2 separate regions of the Homo sapiens genome follow, and region 1 is linked to region 2. Evidence: read pairs that join two places in POLR2A ChIA-PET (ENCODE). Cell type or tissue: HCT116. All regions are shown on one strand. Each heading gives the region's core, and the rest is flanking DNA. Links, peaks and the distances in the headings are about the cores only.

What was found. ChIA-PET counts read pairs that join two places held together with the same protein. Peaks named below come from ENCODE experiments on the same cell type or tissue, not always from the same donor. Only the 100,000 strongest peaks of a DNase experiment are listed, where the experiment ranks them.
Region 1: POLR2A ChIA-PET joins it to region 2 with 6 read pairs; 2 of 35 experiments call an interaction of 5 or more read pairs at or near these places.

What each region holds. Positions count from the first base shown.
Region 1 is chr22:37,297,276-37,300,179 of GRCh38, forward strand. It overlaps CYTH4 (cytohesin 4), which reads left to right. Exons shown (of 13, transcript NM_013385.5): 5 at 289-407; 6 at 1,951-2,031. Among named protein-coding and RNA genes, the nearest start is that of CYTH4, 16 kb to the left of the region's middle. In HCT116, for the core only: no CTCF peak of the experiment used is centred there; no DNase peak of the experiment used is centred there.
Region 2 is chr22:37,087,167-37,090,070 of GRCh38, forward strand. TMPRSS6 (transmembrane serine protease 6) reads right to left here. Exons shown (of 18, transcript NM_001374504.1): 7 at 2,412-2,616. Among named protein-coding and RNA genes, the nearest start is that of TMPRSS6, 21 kb to the right of the region's middle. RefSeq lists an enhancer at 734-1,933. In HCT116, for the core only: no CTCF peak of the experiment used is centred there; a DNase peak (open chromatin) is centred at 1,155; H3K4me3 peaks cover 823 bases.

The sequences.
Region 1 (2,904 bases), core at 212-2,711, 210 kb after region 2:
CATATAATCAAAGAATGTCAGACTGAGGGGGACCCTGGGGAGTACCTGGCATGAACCTGGTTCATGGCAGGAAAGCTGACTTTCTTTGCATGCCTCCAGTGATGGGGAACTCATCACCTCCCAAAGGCAGCTCCTATGAAAGAGGGGTCAAAACTTCCCAGAACAGACTGTGCCAACACCAGAATGCCAGGCTCCAGGATTCTGGCCATGGAAGCTCCTTCCTCCCTTCCCCCTCCCAGGCCTGCTTCCATGCAGCAGCTGCTCACGGCTTCTGTGTACCCCCTCCAGGGTATCCAGTATTTCATTGAGCACAAGCTGCTGACCCCTGACGTCCAGGACATTGCACGGTTCCTGTATAAAGGCGAGGGCCTCAACAAGACAGCCATTGGTACCTACCTGGGGGAGAGGTAAGAACGAGTGGAGCCTTAGCGAGGCAGGAAATGAAGGTGTGCAGGTGTGTACAGGTGTGTGGATGTGCAGGTGAGAGGATGAATTATGTTAGCAAAGTCATCACTCCTAGTGCTTGAGGGGCTCACGGATCATCCCCTCCAGATTCTGAGTCAAAGCCTGACTGCCTTCATTCATTTAGTCATTTATTCAACAAATAAATGTTGCTCAGGGTCTACTGTGTTCCAGGCACCATCCTAAGCCCTGGGTGTACACCAGTGAATAAGACAGACAAAACTCTTGTCCTCAGGAAGTCCATGCTAGTGGGAGAGACAGGTCTCAATAGTTGTAAAATATGTTAGAGAATGATAAGCTCTGTGGAATACAAATCGAGCAGGGAAGGGAAGTCAGAAATGCTGGGGACCGGCCAGGCTCGGGGCTCATGCCTGTAATCCCAGCACTTTGGGAGGCCGAGGCAGGCAGATCGCGAGGTCAGGAGTTCCAGATCAGCCTAGCCAACGTGGTGAAACCCCGTCTCTACTAAAAATACAAAAATTAGCCGGATGTGGTGGCAGGTGCCTGTAGTCCCAGTTACTCAGGAGGCTGAAGCAGGGGAATCGCTTGAGCCTGGGAGTCGGAGGTTGTAGTGAGCCAAGATCACGCCATTGCACTCCAGCCTGGGCAACAGATTGAGAACGAGACTCCGTCTCAAAAAAAAAAAGAAAAGAAAAGAAAACAAAGAAAGAAAGACATGCTGGGGACCATAGGTTGGGGGCTGTGATTTAGAATAGCGTGGACAGGAAGGGTCTCATGGAGAAGGTGACATTTGACCAAAACGTAAAAGAGGTGAGGGCATGAGCAGTACAGACATCTGGGGGAGGAGCGGTCCAGGAGTAGCAAGTAAAAAGGCCCTGGGGTCAGAAACAGGCTCAAGAATCTAGACTGGACGGGAGGAGAGAGGAAGGATATTGTGGGCGAGGAGGTGGGGATCTGTGGGAGCGCTCTGGGCAAAGGACTGGTCTGAGGGGTGGGCGAGTGGATAGGGGTGAAGCTGGACCAGAGAGTCAACAGCCCTCTCCCCAGCTCCCAAGGACACCCCTCCCTCCCGCGGTGAGCAGGGGATGCAGACGGTGAGAAGGGCACCTTCCTGCTTCAGGAGCTGGGGAGAGGGAGGAGATGGGGGAGGTCAGCTTCTCTCCCTTGTACAGATGAGGAAGCTGGGGCTGGGAAGGTCAAGTGGCTTCCGCGAGGTCACCAGGTGGGAAGTTACAGGAAATGAGGAAGGCCTGGACTGAGGGCAAGGCCGCTCCAAAGCCAGGGCTCCCCTCCCAGGCCAGACCAGCGCTGGTGAGCCGTGAAGGTGTGTGTTCCTGCATGGGAGGACAAGGGTGTGCCCTCAGGGTGTGATATGGGTGGGACAGATGTGAACACACCAGATGGCAGCTGGACCCCAGAAGGACAGATGTCTCTGTCCTCTCCCTCCCCCACCTCAACCCCCTCCAGGAGGTGGGTGCCAGCAAGTATCCAAGTGTGTCCCACCCTCCCTTCCGCCTCCTCCCCCAGGGATCCCATCAACCTGCAGGTCCTCCAGGCCTTCGTGGACTGCCACGAGTTCGCCAACCTCAACCTCGTCCAGGCCCTCAGGTGAGTAGTCCTGGGGCAGGGTCCCGGCCCTCAAGGGTGGCACAGCCCCAGTGGCTGGGGGTGTCGCGATCCACATAGCTGACAGCACAAACAAAGGGTTGGGAGCAAAGAAGAGGAGGCAAGGAACAAGAATGACTTCATGATAGTACTGCCTCACAGAGCTGAGCTGGACCGCCTGGGAAAGGGCCTAGTTCCTTGCAAATAGCAAATACTGCCTTCTTAGTTAGAATTCTATCATGCCCATATTTAATCATTCTAATCATTATTACTTTATTATGGTCATTCTCCTACTTTTTGGATTAGTGCATGTTTTATTTATTTTATAAGACTGCTTAGCATGTATTCCAATTATTATGACTTATTAGCTTCTAATTAGGGTACTGTTTTTGGTACTCATTTTTACAACTGCAGAGGCAGTCCAATTATCAGTTTGAAGCACAAACTCTGGAGCCAGACTATACAGTTCAAATCCCAGCTCTGCTGCTCACCCCCGTGTGACCTTAAGCAAGCCATACACATGCACAAAATACAAAAATTAGCCGGGCGTGGTGGCGGGCGCCTGTAATCCCAGCTACTCGGGAGGCTGAGGCAGGAGAATCACCTGGACCTGGGAGGTGGAGGTTGTAGTGAGACAAGATCACACCACTGCACTCCAGCCTGGGCAACAGAGTGAGGCTCTGTCTCACAAAAAAATAAATAAACCTTCCTGTGCCCCAGTTTCCTCATCCGTAGAATGGGGATAATAATAGTACCAACTTCACAGGGTTGTGAAGACTAAATGGGAAAGTGTTTAAAACTGGTCCACAGTGAGTGCTTAGTAAGTCTTGATGCTGCTTGAAAACTCAGATTCCGAGAAGGAGCATCTGATCTGGG
Region 2 (2,904 bases), core at 89-2,588:
CCCTTCACCCTCTCACCAACCTCCCCCAAACTTCCCAGTGTCAATGGCAACACTCTCTGGAGTCCAGCGCATCTGATGGGTCAATTTATAAGAAACTAACGGCCCCACCTCCCTCTGAATGGGCAACCCAATAGCCTCCCTGCCTGCAGACTGTGCGTGGGCACCTGGGCCTTGACAGGAGGAAGGGGTGCTGCTGGAGGGATTTCAGGCACCTTGGCAAGCGAGTACCTGAGCTCCTCCAAGCACAGCCTCAAAATCGCTACACATGGCACCCAAGCAGCCTGCAGCCAGCTGGAGGCATGGTGGGCATAACCCCAAGGGTCTCCCTGGGAGGGTCTTGGTGCCCAGGGTCCGGGGATGGGGCATTTCCCCTGGCCTCTTGCCAGGGGAGGGAGGTGGCCTCCAGTAGCAGGCACCACCCCCCTCACCCCCCAGGCCCTCGTCCCTTCTTCCTACCATTCCAGCTTGATCTTCCTGCTGCAGCACCCAAGTCTCCCCAACCACACCGGTGCCCCCCACCCTCCCATACAGCCACGTCCTTTTTGGCCTTACCGGCTCATCTTCCCTGGGAGGTGGGAGATACGATATTAGGATGGAAGAGACCTGGAGGTCACCTTTAATGGGGGCTTTAGCTTTCATTGTTGGGGGGTTTTATTTTATTTACCTAGCGGCAGAGCCCTTCTTATAAATGAAATATGGAACGCAGAATCAAAGCACATGGTTGAAACTGAGCAAGGGGCCACCTGCTCTGTCTTCCCATCACCACCAAAGTCCCCCTCACCCCCATTCCCTAGCAGGTGTCTGGGGTACAAGCTTGAGAACCCCAAATGTTGTCTGACCTGTCATTTTAGAGCTTCTCCAAGGGTCTGGGATGAGAGAGCCACCAGGAGCCACAGTGAGTAGGAACAGAGCTGGGCCTGGCAGTCAGGTCCCCTCCCAGGCTGAGAGGCACCTGGAGAAGCCCCAGGGGAAACCCCTAAGTGTCCCCACCCTTTTTGGACCTGGAAGTCAGATGGTGTCTGGCTTCTCTGCACTTCCCAGAGCCCTCCAGAAACTCAGCCCACGCACATGCCGCAGATCGAGGTCACACCCAGCAGGACAGCAGGAGGGGTGACAAGGAGAGAGCAGCTTGGAGAGGCCCTGGGGGAGGGGTGTGGCAAGAACCTCTGCCAGCTCACATTCAAAGACTGCGCTTGATCTGAACACACTGGTCCCATCCCCATCTGCCTGGAGGCTGGCCACAGCCCAAGTGAGACAGAAGAGGCATCAGCCTGACGCCCAGCACAAAGTAAGTGCTCAATAAACAATCGCTGAGAACTGCCCAGCCCAGAGCATCTTCCCCACCTCCTGCAGTGCTTTGTAGGCTAACACCCATCTCCCCATCCTGTGGGAGGACCAGGCTCCCAGAGGTCAAGGCCATTTCCAGTCCCTCCTCCCCACCCCCAACCACCTGCCCTCTGATCCTGATCACTTCTGTACTCCACTCCATATCTTATGCCCTAAAGCCCTACTTCTGTGCTCAAGAACTTTCAATAGCTCCCCACTTACCAAATATCAAAGTCCAAATGGCTCCTGGCACTCAATGCCTTTTGCGGCCCAGTCCCAGTTAGAGCATATATAATGATAACAATAATGGCTAGCGTGTAAGTGCTAGGCACTCACTATGTGTAAGGATCATGGCACAGATAGTCTGATTTAAATCCTCCAATGATCCGGCAAGGTAAGCAGGTTCTAAGAGGCAAAGTAACTTGCCTTAGGGCACGCAGCTAGGAGACAGGGGGTTCCCCGTCACATCCCCACACCCCCGCCCCACACACCAGTAAGCCTCTCTGCTCTTACATTTAATCCGTGAGCTCTGATGCATTGCTAGAACTTGCAAAGCAGTACCACCTACATCATTCATTCGTTCACTCAAAATAGATACTGCACACCTACTGTGCGTTTGGTCTAGGCACGAGGGCCCGGCAGTGAAGACATCCCCTCCCATGGGGAATCTAGTATCTCATTTAAACCCCACCAGAAGCCTGGGAAGCAGAGAGGGTGGGTGTTCTACCAGGAAGCAGTCAGGATTTAGGAACGAGCCCAGAGGTTGAAAGTCCAGGCTGCAGCCAGACTCTGAAACATCCCAACAAGCCACGGTGCCTCCCAGAGCTGACTTCAGGAGTCATCTACAACAACGGCTTTGTTACAGATGGGGAAACTGAGGCTCGCGGAGGGGAAGCGCCCCCAGTACACAACCATCTCCAGCCTCCTCTCCCCTATCCCCTCTAAGCTAGCCGTCCTGTCTCCCAGATACCCAGGCCCAAGGTCCTACCCTCCCTTGTCTAAGAATGCTGTGTGTGACTTTCAACTCCCCCATCAACCACTCCCTTTTCCAGCCCTCCCTCCTGCCCTCCTTCCCAGGGACTCACGAGGTGATGAGCCTCTTCTCCAGGGGCCCGGCCACGTCATACATGGCCAGTCGGTCCCGGCACTCTGCCAGCGTCCACTCCAGCCGGAGTTTGAGCATGAGGTCCTTGGGGCCCTGCAGGTGCCACAGGCAGCTGGAGGCCAGGTGGTCAGGCCCCTTCAGCCGGAGGACCTGGCCCTGGCCCACGTAGCTGTAGCGGTAACAACCTGGAGCGGGGAGAGGGGCACAGCCCCTGATTCCTGTGAGCCAGAAGGAGGGGACCCTGGGGAGCCAGGTCCCTCAAGGTCCTCCACCAGGCAGGATGGGCTGGGCAGGGGAGCCGGGTGGGGATAGCCAGACATGCTCTACCCCATCCTTCTCTTTCCCTGTCAGTATCCTCATTCATGCATTTGTTCATTGGTTCAGTCATTCACTCATGGAATGGACACACACTGAGCTTCACGCCTTCTCAGTGCCCAGGTAAAAATCCAGTCGCTGCCTGGGGACATGGATGA